2 separate regions of the Homo sapiens genome follow, and region 1 is linked to region 2. A link is an interaction called in ENCODE POLR2A ChIA-PET data of the cell type or tissue named here. Cell type or tissue: Caco-2. All regions are shown on one strand. Region 1 has its middle 68 kb from the start of ATF7IP2. Region 2 overlaps GRIN2A (glutamate ionotropic receptor NMDA type subunit 2A).

Evidence for each region. ChIA-PET counts read pairs that join two places held together with the same protein. Peaks named below come from ENCODE experiments on the same cell type or tissue, not always from the same donor. Only the 100,000 strongest peaks of a DNase experiment are listed, where the experiment ranks them.
Region 1: POLR2A ChIA-PET joins it to region 2 with 10 read pairs; 2 of 35 experiments call an interaction of 5 or more read pairs at or near these places.

The regions. Positions count from the first base shown.
Region 1 is chr16:10,314,480-10,322,479 of GRCh38, reverse strand. No RefSeq gene overlaps it. Among named protein-coding and RNA genes, the nearest start is that of ATF7IP2, 68 kb to the left of the region's middle. In Caco-2, a CTCF peak has its summit at 7,382; DNase peaks (open chromatin) are centred at 3,433 and 6,139.
Region 2 is chr16:10,072,832-10,080,831 of GRCh38, reverse strand. All of the region lies in intron 2 of GRIN2A (glutamate ionotropic receptor NMDA type subunit 2A), which reads left to right. Among named protein-coding and RNA genes, the nearest start is that of GRIN2A, 110 kb to the left of the region's middle. RefSeq lists a silencer at 1,946-2,240. In Caco-2, no CTCF peak of the experiment used is centred here; a DNase peak (open chromatin) is centred at 331.

The sequences.
Region 1 (8,000 bases), 240 kb before region 2:
TGCTTGAACCTGGGAGGCGGAGGTTGCAGTCAGCTGAGATCAGGCCATTGCGTTCTGGTGACAGAGTGAGACTCCATCTCAGAAAAAAAAAAGAAAGTCCTTGCCTTTCCATGTGACCCCTGCTTTCGAAGCCTTATTAGAAGGGGTGCCCAACTTTATATCTTCTTGGTTCCCCCTTCTTTCAAGTTTCTTTCCTTAAAGCTGCTGAGAATGTAGCTCATTTATGTAGGGGCCAGCTGCTGTGCACAGGGTAAAATGGATAAAAAGCATGCCTCTGAGGATAACAAATGTGGTTGGCCTTGGTGAGATGGGAGTGGAGCAGATAAAGGCCCTTGGAAAAAAGAATAAGGAGCTGAAAAATGTCACATGTCTCTGGGAAAGGGAGAAATCATTATAGAACAAGAGAAGTAAACACTTAGAGCCTGGCTTAAAAGAGAAAACAACCAAGACGCCAGCCCTTGGGCAGAGAGAAGAGGACGTTGGAGGGGGGGGGCAGGTATGGTTCAAGGAAGAGCAACTGAGAGAGGAAGGAATGGGGGCTGGGGGTATGTAAGCCATGTCTGCAGCTGCTTCTTAGACCTACATAGCAAGGGCATGTCTTTACTCCCATCAGTTGGGAAACAGATGTAAAAGCCTTCCAAATTAATAACAAAGCTAAGGCTGAGCGTAGTGGCTCAGTCTTGCAATCCCAGAACTTTGGGAGGCCAAGGTGGGAGGATCACTTGGGGCCAGGAATTTGAGACCAGCCTAGGCAACATAGTGAGACCCTGTCTCTACAAAAAATGAACAAAATTAGCCAGGCATGATGGTGCGTTGCCTACAGTCCCAGCTACTCAGGAGGCTAAGGTGAGAGGATCACTTGAGCCCAGGAGGGTGAGGCTGCACTTAGTCAAGCTCATGCCACTCTGCACTCCAGCCTGGGCAATAGAGCGAGACCCTGTCTCAAATATACATACATACATATATATATATATATATATATAAAAATATAAAAATATATATATAAAAATATATAAAAATATATATATAAATATATATAAAATATATAAAAATATATGTAAATATATATGTAAATATATGTAAATATATATAAATATATGTAAATATATAAAAATATATGTAAATATATGTAAATATATATAAATATATGTAAATAAATATATGTAAATATATATAAATATATATATAAATATATATATAAATATATATACATATATATAAATATATATACATATATATAAATATATATACATATATATACATATATATAAATATATATAAATATATAAATATATATAAATATATATAAATATATAAATATATAAATATATATAAATATATATAAATATATAAATATATATAAATATATATATAAATATATATAAATATATATAAATATATATAAATATATATAAATATATATAAATATATATATAAATATATATAAATATATATAAATATATATAAATATATATAAATATATATATAAATATATATAAATATATATAAATATATATAAATATATATAAATAAATATATATATAAATATATATATAAATATATATAAATATATATATATAAATATAAATATATATAAATATATATATAAATATATACATAAATATATATAAAAAATATATAAAAATATACACAAATATATATATAAAATATATAAATATATATAAATATATATAAAAATTATATATATAAATATATATATAAATTATAGATATAAATATATATATAAATTATAGATATAAATATATATAAATTATATATATAAATAATATATATAAATATATATAAAAATTATATATATAAATATATAAAAATTATATATATATAAATATATATAAATATATATATAAATATATATAAATATATATAAATATATATAAATATATATAAATATATATATAAATATATATAAATATATATAAATATATATATATAAAGTGATTTTTCTTTTCTTGTTTTTTTGAGATGGTATCTTGCTTTGTTGCCCAGGCTGGAGTATAGTGGTGTGATCTTGGCTCACTGCAACCTCGGCCTCCTGGGTTCAAGTGATTCTCCTGCCTCAGCCTCCTGAGTAGCTGGAATGACAGGCATATGCCACCATGCCCGGCTTTTTTTTTTTTTTTTTAATTAGACAGGGAGTTTCACCATGTTGGCCAGGCTGGTTTAGAACTCCTGACCTTGGCCGGGCGCGGTGGCTCACGCCTGTAATCCCAGCACTTTGGGAGGCTGAGGCAGGCGGATCACAAGGTCAGGAGATGGAGACCATCCTGGGTAACACGGTGAAACCTCGTCTCTACTAAAAATACAAAAAATTAGCTGGGCGTGGTGGCACACGCCTGTACTCCCAGCTACTTGGGAGGCTGAAGCAGGAGAATCACTTGAATCCGGGAGGCAGAGGTTGCAGTGGGCCGAGATGGCACCACTGCACTCCAGTCTGGGTGACAGAGCAAGACTCTGTCTCAAAAAAAAAAAAAAAAAAAAAAAAAAGAAACAACTGTTATGATTCATTTATCAGAAAATATGTCTTTTAGATGTGGCAGGCCCTGGGGAGATTGCAGTGAACAAGACTGACTGGGTCTCCACTTGCATGGGAGTCCAATTCTACTAGGAAGGAAGGACAAAACGGGTAAGTGGTCAGATACATAAGATCCATTGTAACTGGGCGCAGTGGCTCACGCCTGTAATTGCCTAGCCAACATGATGAAACCCCAACTCTACTAAAAATACAAAAATTATCTGAGCATGGTGGTACACACCTGTAATCCCAGCTACTCAGGTGGCTGAGTCACGAGAATTGCTTGAACCCAGGAAGTGGGAGGTTGCAGTGAGCCAAGATAACGCCACAGCATTCCAGCCTGGGCAACAGAACAAGACTCTGTTTCAAAAAAAAAAAAAAAAAAACCATCATTATCATTTGGGGTAATTGTTATGATGAAAACAAGTGAGGAGCTGAGAGTTGAAAGGGGCATGGCCTGGGAGAAGACCTTTGCTGTGTAGGTTGGCATGGAAGGTCTTTCTGCAAAGGTGAGATTTCCTGCCACATGAGGGAGGAGTAGAAGTCAGCCAGGCAAGGCTCTGGGGAAAGAGCAACACAGGCAGAGGTCAGAGCTGTGCAGAGAGACAAAACCTTCCAATGGGAGAAACTGGTTCGGGGGAACTGGCACATGGTAAAACTGGCCCAAGAACTAGGAGCCGGATTATGCGATTAAGACAAATGCAGCGGAGACAGTAGTGATGGTTTTTTGTAAACAGGGGTGTGATATAGATATGCTTTATCTCATTGAAGATGACACTGGTTTCGGTATGGAGAATGGAATGGAGAAGAGTGGGATTAGACGGGTTTCCTGATTCTATCCGCACAGGAGACTGATTTCTTCCCACTTCTGCTCATCACATTGGCTGAACCCAGCAGATCACTGCCCGGTTGTCTGTCCTACAGAGGGAAACGATCGTCATAGCCACAAAGAAAACACAGCCCATTATCTTACCTGTGTCAATAGACAACAAAGAAACAGGTCACATTACACAATTTTCTGTTCATGGAGTGGACCTTTTCACATTGATTGACCTGGTACAATGTGGCCATTTTCTTAAAATGTCAGGGGCCATTGTCTTATCTGTGCAAGGCCCTGGGAAAGCTTCTTATTCTTGTGAGCAGTGCGTGAAGACTCTTTCTAATTATAGCCCTTCTGAATTCCTTGTCCTTTCCTTTAAATAAAGTGTCTAGCCATATGTTCAATGAGTAGTAATCTAAGTTTTATATCTTGCTTCATTTTCTTTGGAATCTGTTGGTGTCAGTGTTTTTTACAGTGTTACTGTAAAAATGTACTGAACTTTGGTTGAGAAAACTGGCTTTTCTGGAGATAAAGCAATTTTTAAAAAGAGGTTGTGTGGGAGTCTGTGTCCTGGTTGCAGAAATAGTGAAATCAGGCCTTTCAACTAATTCTCAACTTAGAATTTAGCTAGCTTTTTCAATGTTAACTGTTTTGCCTCGATTAAAACCCATTTGTTTGCAGTTCAAAATCATCTTGTGCTTATAAGTAAGGTCATGGAGTATCTCACCCAGAGATAGCCAGAGTTAGAGAAAAGCAGTGACTAAATAAAACACATTGACTATATATGAGAACAGAAACAGATGTAATTTTTTTTTTGAGACAAAGCCTGGCTTTATCGCCCAGACTGGGTGCAGTGGCACAATCTCAGTTCACTGTAACCTCTGCCTCCCAGGCTCAAGCGATCCTCCCACCTCAACCTCCTGAGTAGCTGGAACTACAGCCATGCACCACCATGCCTGGCCAATTTTTGTATTTTTTGTAGAGACGGGGTTTTACCGTGTTGCTCAGGCTGGTCTCAAACTTGTGAGCTCAAGCAATCTGCCCACCTTGGCCTCCCAAAGTGCTGGGATTACAGGTGTGAGCCACCATGCCTGGCCCAACAGACATAATTTTTTATTCCTGAATTAAGCCATACTGAGATCAGGAATACTTTTCAATATCCTTATATTAAATAATATAGGGAGCAAGCATAAAACTCTTAGCTGCCCATTCCAGGAAATCCTTGCCTTAGCAGGTGAGACTGTGAAATAGCTAAAATAGGTTGCTCATCAAGATTTGCTTCAAGGCTAAATGTGGTGGCTCATAGCTGTAATCTGACACTTTGGGAGGCCAAGGCAGAAGGATCACTTGAGGCCACCAGTTCAAGACCAGCTTGCGCAACTAAGCTCTAGAAAAATTAAAAAATTAGCAGGGTGTGGTGGCACCCATGTGTCATCCCAGCTACTTGGGAAGTTGAGGCAGGAGGATCACTTCAGCCCAATCATAGCTCACTATGGTCAAGTTTTGGAGTCATTGGTTATGCAGCAATAGCTAACTGATACATACAGCGGACACTGTTTATTATCTAAAAACATCCATTTCCCTCTCTTCTCAGCTAACAGAATTCAATCTTTTTTTTTTTTGAGATAGGGTCCTCCTCCATTGCTAAGGCTAGAGTGCAGTGGTGTGATCACATCTTACTGCAGCCTCGACCTCCAAGGCTCAAGGGATCCTCCCACCTCAGCCTCCCAAGTAGCTGGGACTACAAGTGTGTGCCACCATGCCTAGCTAGTTTTTAAAAATGTTTGTTTATTTATTTATTTATTTATTTATTTATTTATTTATTTTTTTGAGATGGAATCTCGCATTGTCACCTGGGCTGGAGTGCAGTGGCACAATCTTGGCTCACTGCAACCTCCACCTCCCAGGTTCAAGCAATTCTCCTGCCTCAGCCTCCCAAGTAGCTGGGATTACAGGCACCCGCCACCACGCCCAGCTAATTTTTTTGTATTTTTAGTAGAGATGGGGTTTCACTGTGTTGGCCAGGCGGGTCTTGAATTCCTGACCTTGTGATCCACCCGCCTGGGCCTCCCGAAGTGCTGGGATTACAGGTGTGAGGCACCACGTCCGGCTTAAAAATTTTCTGTAGAGACGAGGGTCTCCCTGTATTGGCCAGGCTGTTCTTGAACTCCTGGCCTCAAGTAATCCTCCTTCCTTGGCTTCAAAAAGTGCTGGGAGTACAGGTGTGAGCCACCATGCTCAGCAGAATTCAATTCTGTTGAGAGTATTTGACCTTAGGGCAGGTAGGTAGTGGCTAATTATATTGCCCCACATTGCGGGCTACACATAGGTATGGGCACATGGTCCAGCTTGGCTTCCCATGGGACCACCATCTAGGTGACTATGATAAGCTCAAAGATGAGCATGTGAATTGAGGTATGCCAGTGTGAACCCCACATATCTGAGGCAGGTCTCAGTCAACTCAGAAAGTTTATTTTGCCAAAGTTAAGGATGTGCGCCTGTAACCCAGCCTCAGGAGGTCCTGATGACATGTGCCAAGGTGGTCAGGGCAAAGCTTGGTTTAATAAATTTTAGGGAGACGTGAGACATCAATCAATGAATGTAAGATATATATTGGTTCCATCCAGAAAGGTGGAACAACTTGAAGCAGGGAGGGGGCTTCCAGGTCATACATAGGTAGATAAGAGACAAATGGTTGCATTCTTTTGAGTTTCTGTTTAGCCTCTCCAAAGGTGGCAATCGGACATACATTTATCTCAGTGAGCAGGGGGATGACTTTGAATTCTGTCTTTTGTCCACAAGGAAATTCCTTTTGAGGGAGGTATGTAGCCTTTTTTTTTTTTTTTTTTTTTTTTTTTTTTTAGGAGTCTCGCTCTGTCACCCAGGCTGGAATGCAGTGGTGAGATCTCAGCTCACTGCAACCTCTGCCTCCCGGGTTCAAGCGATTCTCCTGCGTCAGCCTCCCGAGTAGCTGGGACTACAGACTCGTGCCACCATGCCCAGCTAATTTTTTGTATTTCTAGTAGAGATGGGGTTTCAACGTGTTAGCCAGGATGGTCTTGATCTCCTGACTTCGTGATCCACCCGCCTCGGCCTCCCAACGTTCTGGGCCTCAAAAAGTGCTGGGATTACAGGTGCCAGCCACCATGCTTGGCCGGTATGTAGCTTTTATCTTTTTGAGGAAAACAGTGGGAGGCAGGTTTGCCCTATGCAGTTCTCAGCTTGACTTTCCCTTTGGCTTAGTGATTTTGGGGTCCCAAGATTTATTTTCCTTTCACGCTAATCAGTTCCTCTCTAGAGTTTTACATATGGAGGCGAGATGTGAGAAAAATTATGGCTGACATGGGGGCTAAGTCAGATTGATTTGTTTTAGACAAAAATGAATTTTATATCTGAATATTTTGGAGAAAATTCATGCAACTCCTATCTGCATAATAAATTCACTGCCACAGTGAACTTAAATGTCACCTTGGCCGGGTGCGGTGGCTCACGCCTGTAATCTCAGCACTTTGGGAGGCCGAGGTGGGTGGGTCATCTGAGGTTGGGAGTTCAAGACCAGCCTGACCAACATGGTGAAACCCCGTCTATACTAAAAATACAAAATTAGCCAGGCATGGTGGTGCATGCCTGTAATCCCAGCTACTCAGGAGGCTGAGGCAGGAGAATCACTTGAACCTGGGAGGCGGAGGTTGCGGTGAGCTGAGATCACACCATTGCACTCCAGCCTGGGCAACAAGAGCGAAACTCCATCTCAAAATAAATAAATAAACAAATAAATAATGTCACTTCCATCAACATATGAACTGCACTACAAGATAATAGTGAGCCTTTAGACTTTTGGGAAGAGAAATACCAAATAAAAATAAGATGATACATAATCATTTTTATGACTCCCACTGAAATTTTCTTTTTTGCCTGGATGAAAACAGTTGAAGCAATGGATTCTCATAATGAGTAAGAGAATCGGGTCAAATGAACCCGTCTCCAAGGAGATTTAAAATGCTTTTCAAACCCTCTTGATAGTAACCACGATTTATGCATTTTCTTTGAATTCTATTATTCTGGGCCCAGCTTGCCGGCTTGTCTTACATCATTATTTTAGACTAAAGCTCCATCTTCTGGAGAAGGAATGATATATAACAACTACTCAACACATTGACTAACAGTCAAACTCAATTTGGAAGTTCCTGAGATGGTGTCTTTCTTAGTCATCTCAACAATTTCTCATTGGCAGCTCATTTTTCCCCCTCTGGAAAGAATGTCATCTCAGTGGGGCATGGATGCTAGATGGAAGCTATTGATCACCTTCCCATTCTTGAGGGGAGATTCATAGCCTACTTCTATTTTTATGTTTATGGTTTCTGCAGCAGGAGACTGATTGGAATAATTCCCCTCCCCTCTGCATGTTCCTCGTATCATTGAATAGGTACCGGGTATTATTTTCATATTCTCTAGAGAAATCTATTTATCTGCAGCTCTTGCTATATTTTATTCATATGGTCTATTCTGAAGCTCCTTTTGAATGCAAATATTTTATTTTATTTTATTTTATTTTGAGACAGGATCTTGCTCTGTTGCCCAGGCTGGAGTGCAGTGGCATAATCAGCTTACTGCAGCCTCAACCTCCTGGGCTCAAGTGATCCTCCC
Region 2 (8,000 bases):
TCAAGTATAATGGGGACAGTCATATGACAGGGCTGGGCCTCCTTGAGGTGGGTGTTTGGATGGTAAGAGGGTCCCAGGCATTGTCATCTGGCTGCAATACAAGGATCTGCAATACAAGGTGAGGGTGATATTGCTTTAAGTAGCGCTCATCTGTACTCCATCGCTCCCTTTGTGTTCTGTGGTGTATAGATCTACCCTGATAAATAGCTGCTGCCGTGGAGAAATCCATCAAGCCTTCAGCCTCTGCATGACTCATTTCCCTGTGGCAGGCGTGTTGCTCGGCTTCCAAGAATAGCCTAGCCTGAGGGATCCAAGCTCGGAATCCCTTCCAACTTTCTGGGCTCTGAAGTTTGGCACCCACAGAGGTCTATGCTTAGGTAACGGGGTGCAGATGGCTTGTCGTTTGCAGAGACAGTGGCTAATAACCATCTCCCTTCCACCTTCGCTTTCTGCAAAAGCCCAGGGCCTGGCAGAGTCACATTGCTTGCAAAGGAAGCCTAATCATAAAAAGGTGCCTTTTGGTGGCTTAAAGATAAGGTAATCAGGAAACCCATTCATTGATTTATTTGCTCATTCAACAAATATTTGATGACTGCCTTGGGAGTGAGAACCACAGCAAGAAACTTAACAGGGGACCTTACAGAGGCAAATCAGATCTCAGTGCTAAGCCCTGAATATACTCTGCTGTTGTGGCAACCAGGCAGGGAGATGATAAGAACAGTAATTGGCATTTATTAAGCACTTACTGTATGTGGTGTATTAAGTACTTTACATGAATCAATTTGATTAATATGCACAAAAGTGCCATCAATTCAGTTCCATGATCATTCTTATTTGCTCGCTGAGAGCAGCATTGCACAGAGGGTAACTTGCTCATTCTCATACAAAGTGCTCATGCAATTCTTCATACAGGAATTGCACCCAGGGTTCTCTGATACAAACACATAAAAATCACACTGATTACACCATTGCGTTATCATAGCAACCTTCTTTCTGTCACTTCTTCCCAGCCTGTGCCAAGCTCTTTCCTGCTTTCTTAGTCTGTTTGGGCTGCTATAGCAAAATGTCATAAACTGGGTAGCTTGTAAGCAACAAACATCTATTTCTTATAGTTCTGTAGGCTGCTTAAGTCCAGGGTCAAGGCACCAGAAGATTCATGTCTGGTGAGGGCCTGCTTCCTTTTTCATAGATGGCTGTCATCATTTTGTTTTGTTCTTCATTGGTAATGGAAGGGGCCGTTGATCTCTCTGGAGCCTCTTTTATCAGGGCATGAATATCATTTATGAGGGCTTGGCCCTCATGACCTAATCACCTCCCAAGGGCCCTACCTCCTAACACCATCACATTGAGGATTAGGTTTTAACATCTGAATTTTGGAGGGATACAGACATTCAGACCATAGTGCCTACCCCATGGGCTTAGCGTTTTCCTCTGCCTGAAACATGGCTGCATTGTCTCCATCTCATTCTTCAGGTCTCCCCTTAAAGGCCAACTCCTTAAGAGGCCTTCCCTGACTACCCAGTCAGTTCTCTCCTATTATTCTCTAGCTTGCACTTTATTTCTTTCACAGCCTTTATCATACTGTGACATTACCATTTTTTTTGGTTGTTATTATCCATATGCCCCTCTCCTCCAGTCCCTACTAGAAATTAAGCTCCCAAAGGCACAGGCCTTGTGTATCTTATTTGTGCTAAGATGGTGCCTGACACCTAGTGAGTCCTCAGTGAGTGTGGTATGGGTGGTTGGAGGAAGGAGCTCGGACCTTCAGTCCTCACAGATGCACAACAAATCTCAGGTGTTGTTGCATGGCTGTTTGAATGAATGGAGCTATGAGCATAAGGCTGTATTGTTATTGTTGTCACTGTCATGATCATGGCTGGTGAAAAACAGAAAGACACTGGGGATTCAGAATGCACAACAGTGTTTGCAATTGCAATGCAGAGACGGTGATGTGGCAGGCAGTCAGTCAGCCAGTCAGTCAGCATGCTCCCTTTCCGGGATCTGCCAGTGGAGTGCACTGTGCCCCATGGATGGGCTTCGGAGGGGGTAGTGGTGACATCAGCTCCCCAGCAGCTTCTCACCTCTCTTGGCCTGAAGGGGGCTGTGCCCTTTGTTTCACTGCAGCTGCTGCAGACAGAGAAAGGAGGAGATTCCCAGCCTCGAGGTTGCCTCGCAGGGCAGTAGCAACCGAGGGCAGAGCACAGAGGAGCAGCTGCATTCTCCATGGGGACATGACTACGTGGCCTGGCTTCTCCTGCCCCCAGGGGCTGGGGGCCTGCCAGGTGCTCTGAGGATTCCCTATTGCTCTTATCTCCTTCCCTCCTGCATCTCAATTTGCCTCCCCCCTGGACTCTGCTTTTCCCCCCTTGTCTTGCCTAATCTGCCACAAGGACATGCTGGAAAGAGGACTTTCTGTGTTCTAGAACATTCTACATGTGTGGCTCCTGAGTCTCACTTTGTCCACCTGTGAAGTGGGCATTATACCCACCGAGAGTGTGGTCACGAGGAACAGACGAGGCTGTCATTTCCCCAGCACGGTTCCAGGCACTTGGCTGGTAAAGCTCTGTGGTGTTTGTTCATCACACTGGACCACAGAGCAACAGTGTCTCACATGTTATGAAGATGTTTCAATCCGTGGACTAAGCACTTCATTATTGTTGTTGTCATTATTATTACTAACATTTTCTAATTTAACAGCTTTATTGAGGCATTGACATGCAATAAACCGCACAGCTGGATGAGTGCTGATGTAGGCATATACCTGTGGAACCATCACCACAATGGTATTCAGCCCTTACCACAACCGCATTTTGCAGATGAGGAAAAAGAGGCTTAGAGAGAGAAATACCTTATCCTGGTTCACGTGGATGGCTAAAAGCAGAGCTGTCTGATCCAGGCCTGAGTTTACCTTGGAGACAAGAAACGTCAGAGATAAGGCTGCAGTCTTAAATATGATGCCACGGAAGGTATCACCAAAAAAAATGGTATTTGGATAAAGACCCTAAAGAGGCTTCAAAGGGAGTGGGCTACGCAGAAGAGCATTCCAAGGAGAGAAAATAGCATATGCAAAGGCCCTGAGGTGGGGGTGTTTTCCAGTGTGTTTCAGAAGCATTTAAGAGGCCAAGCTGGCTTGGGGATGGAAGGAGATGAGGGCAGAAAGGTAACCGGAGGCCAAACTCTAAAGGGCCTTGTAGGACTGTGCAAGGTCTTGCCTGAAACACCATTGCAGGGTTTGGGGCAGATAATAAACATGGACTAATGGGGCCATTCTGGCTTCACTGTTGATACTGGATTGTAAGAGGGCACAGGTGGAAACAGAAGTCATCCAGGTGAGAGGTGGCATGGACCAAACTTGTAGTGGCAGTGGTGAGAGTGTGGGATGTACTGGGTTTACTGATGGATTTGTGCAGAATGAGAGAAAGAGGAGAGTTGGAGATGCCACCAAAATGTTTGGCCTCAGCAACGAAGTCAGGGGCTAATGTGGCTGAGATGGATGATAGACTTGAGATGCCTGTTACACATCCTATTAGTATTTTTTCCCTTTGCTGCTATAACAAATTACACACAGTGGCTTAAAGCACATCAATTTATAATCCTACTGGTCACCCACATCTCACTGGGCTAAAATCAAGGTGCAGTGCTGTGTTCTTTCTGGAGGCTGCAGGGGAGAATCCATTTACTGGGCTTTCCAGCTTTTAGAGGCTGCCTGTACCCTTTGGCTTGTGGTCGCTTCCTCCATCTCCAGTGCCAGCAACATTGCATTCCTCTGTGCCTTTCTTCTGAAGTCACATCTCTTTCTACCCAAAGCCAGGAAAGGTTCTGCACTTGTGACCCTGGTGATGATATTGGCCCCACGCAGGTCATCCAGGATAAATTCCCCTCTGAAGATCTTTAACTGAATCACATTTGCCAAGTCCCCTTTGCTGTGTAAGGTAACATGCTCACAGGTTCCAGGAATTAGGGTGTGGACCTTGTTGGGGACCAGTGCTCTGCCTACTACACACATATCCTGGTGGAGATGCAAGGAGAGACTTTGATGTTTGAGTCTGGCTTTTCAGAAGTGTAGGTAGCTGCAGATGGAATGTTCACAGTGCTCTCGACTCTTCCATATTTACTTTCTGCATTTGTTCAGTCGTCATAGCTCTTTCTCCTCCAGACTATGAGCTGCTTGAGGTAGAACTTGGGTCTTTTCCTCCTTGTGTGTCTCAGAGCCACACCCCAGAGAGTGCTCTGGATTGTCTGTGACAAGAATACAGTTTGAGTTCAAATTTAAACCAAACTCATCTCTTAGATGAGGAGCATCATACAGATCCTAGTGCGTGGGAGGGCCACGGACATGTGTCTCCACCCTGCCTTGCCTGGTAAGAGTTCATGGCAGACCCTAACCCTGCTGAGCTCTTGTTTTAGCTTTTAGGTCCCCACCGTCGCCACTCTGGATACAAACTTGGCATTGTGGCTAGGGGTTTTGTGGGATGGATGCAGCAGTTGTTGCCTCGTCAACATTCTCCTGTGGATGGTTTTTGGGTCAAGGCCCACTGGATCCTGTTGTGAGTTAATTTGCAAAGCTTAGCTGTACCTAATGCAGGAAAGAGGGTAAACAAACACAAGCAGCAGGACAGACTTTGCACCAGTGACTCAGAGGAAGGCCTATGGGGATGGGATCCTCAACCCACTTTGCTTCCTGATGTCCCAGGTGCTGGGCTGGGAGAATGGTCTGGTTAGCCCTATGTCCGATCCTAAGGAACATTCACATTTTGCCATGCTTTTTACAGGTAGCACAATGGGCGCATTTTTCACTCTTGCAGATGGGTCTCGGAATGAACTTCCTTGCATTGAAAAAGGGAGTGGTTTGGATTTTCTCACTGTCTAGAAGCATAGTGGCTAAGGGAATTTCTGGAGTCCCTCTGTCTGGGTTCAGAGCCCAGAGTTATAAACACTAGTTGTAGGATTTTATTTTTTAATTTTTAATTTTTTAGCATATTAATTATATTTAATTCTCTATTTTGGATATTTAGAGCAGCTAGAGGCATTATTTTAGATATTGACGAGATGAATGTCCTTCTAACACTTGTCTGATTATTTTCTTATGAGAAATTCCTAGTACAGAATGTGTTAGTCAAAGGGCTTATTTTTAAGACTTTGATATGTGTCATCAAGGTGCCCTGTAGGGTGACTGTCCTGGATGACACTCATTTTGATGGACTGGTTCCTTTTTATTGTGGTAGAATATATATAACCTAAAATTTACTATTCTAACCATTTTTAAGTTCAGTGGCGTTAAGTACATTCACATTGTTGTGCAATCATCATCAGTATCCATCTCCAGAACTTTTCCATCGTTCCAAATCGAGTCTCTGTACTTACTTGCAATCACTCTCCATTCCGCCCCGCTGCTTGGTCCCTGGTAACTACTATTCTACTTTCTGTCTCTATAAATTTGCCTATTTTAGGTATCCCATATAAGTAGAGGCATACAAATTTATCTTTTTGTGATACGGGACTTTAGACAAGTCACGTCATTTCTCTAGGGCTCAGTTTCCTAATCTGATTTAGTATGACTGTGAAACTCTCAAACTCAGGATGAAAGGGAAGGAGGGAGGAGGACCTTTAAGTGATCAACCAAAATTTACTAGGTGCTGACTACGCGCCAGGTACTGGATACCATTATATTCCCCGACATGCAGATGAGGAAACTGCATAGGAGAGGACCCATGCAAAGTCCCAGCAAGTTCAGGGCTGAGATTTTAACCCATGTGGCCTGGCGTCAGAACCACATTCTCAATGCCTACACTGGGCTGTCCTTTGATAATAATGGAAACTCCTTCATTGGAGGATTCTTTGAAGGATTGAGCCAGAAATTTTATCTATGTATAATAGCACTTAGGCCAGCAAGGAGAAATTGGTCAATAAGTGATACCTAGTCTTACGTTTAAATGTTTTTGAGATATAATTCACATAAAATTTATCATGTTAAAGTTCACAGTCCAATGCTTTTTAGTATATTGACTATATTGTGCAACCATCACCACTCCCTAATTCTAGAACAGTTCCAAAACCACAAAAAGAAACCTCATATTTTTAGCCGTCACTCTGTCTCCCTTTGTCCCCAGCCCTAGAAACCATGGATCTACTTTTTGTCTCTATGGATTTGCCTATTCTGGAAATTTCATGTAAATGGAATTGTATAATACATGGCCTTTTGCGTCTGGTTTCCTTCACTTAGCATAATGTCTTCAATGCCCATCCATGTTGTAGAAGGTATCAGTACTTCATTCCTTTTTATGGGTGTATAACATTCCATTGAATGGCCATATCATATCTTGTTTATCCCTTCATTGATTGTAGGATGTTTAGATTGTTTCCAGTTTTTGGCTGCTATCAGTAATGCTGCTATGAACACTTACATACAAGTTATTGTTTGAACATCTGTTTTCAGTTCTCTTGGGTATATACATACCTAGAAATGGAATTGCTGGATCATATAGGAGTTCTATGTGTAGCTTTTTGAAGAACTGTCGTACTGTTTTCCATAGCAGCTGTACCATTTTACATTCTCACAATCAGTGTACGGGGTTTCTTATTTCTCCACATCCTGGTCAACATTTGTTATTTCCATTCTTCTGAATTTAGCCATCCTGGTGAGTGTGAAGTGCTATCTGATTGTGATTTTGATTTGCATTTCTCTAATCACTGTTTGTATTGAGCATATTTTTATGTGCTTAGTGGCTGTTTGTATGCCATCTTGTAAGAAATGTCTATTGAGACCCTTTGCCTTTTTTAAAAACGGAGTCGCCTTTCTATTGTTGAGTTGTGAGTGTTCTCTATGTACCCTGGATACTAGACTTTTATGAGATATATAATTTGCAAATATTTTCTGTGTGTCGTGTTTTCACTTCGTTTTTTTTTTTTTTGTGACGGGGGTCTCACTCTGTCACACAGATTGGAGTGCAGTGGCACGATCTCAGCTCACTCACTGCAACCTCCGCCTCCCAGGCTCAAGTGATTCTCCTGCCTCAGCCTCCTGAGTAGCTGGGATTACAGGCACGTGCTACTGTTGCCCGGCTAATTTTTTTTTTTTTTCTGGATTTTTAGTAGAGATGCGGTTTCACCATGTTGGCCAGGCTGGTCGTATTTTCACTTCTTAATAGTGCCCTTTGATGAATAAAAGTTTTTAATTTTGACAAAGGGTGAAGGATGTCTAATATTTTGTCTATGATCCATTTTTCACCTCTAGGCCCACTTTTTTGACCCTCACACATCACGGTAGATTAGGAATTTCTTAATGCTGTACTGGTTTTGGAGGTAAGGAAGATGGGACTAGCCCACTTTGCTTTGTCAGGCTGAGAGGGAAGAAGTGATTCCATTGAGCCAGGACTTCAGTGGCCAAAACTACCTCCCCTGGCTTCAGAATCCCTTCCCCAGACCAACCCTGCGTGATATCAGCATGTGGTAAAACACTCCTGTGTCTTTAGAGACTGCAGTCTATAAATGATTTTTCTGTCTTCCATGGGCCTTGCCTGCAAGCACTTTCCATCTTTCCCTAGGTTTCAGGAATGCTCAAGAATTACGGGATCTTGACTGGGCACGGTGGCTCACACCTGTAATCCCAGCATTTTGGTAGGCCAAGGCAAGTGAATCATTTGAGGTCAGGAGTTTGAGACCAGCTTGGCCAACATGGTGAAACCCCATCTCTACTAACAATACAAAAACTAGCCAGACGTGGCGGTGGGTGCCTGTAATCCCAGCTACTTGGGAGGCTGAGGGAGGGGAATCTCTTGAACTAGGGAGGAGGAGGTTGCAGTAAGCCGAGCTTGGGCCACTGTACTCCAGCCTGGGCCTGGGCAACGAAAAGAGACTCTGTCTCAAAAAAAAAAAAAAAAAAAAAGGGGGTCTTGTCACTGAGTTTCCTCATCTTGCCTCTGCCTCTGAGCACATTTTTCCTTCTGCTTCTCCACCATAATGAAAACCAGCCATAGGCTTTGACTACTCTCTATTCTCTA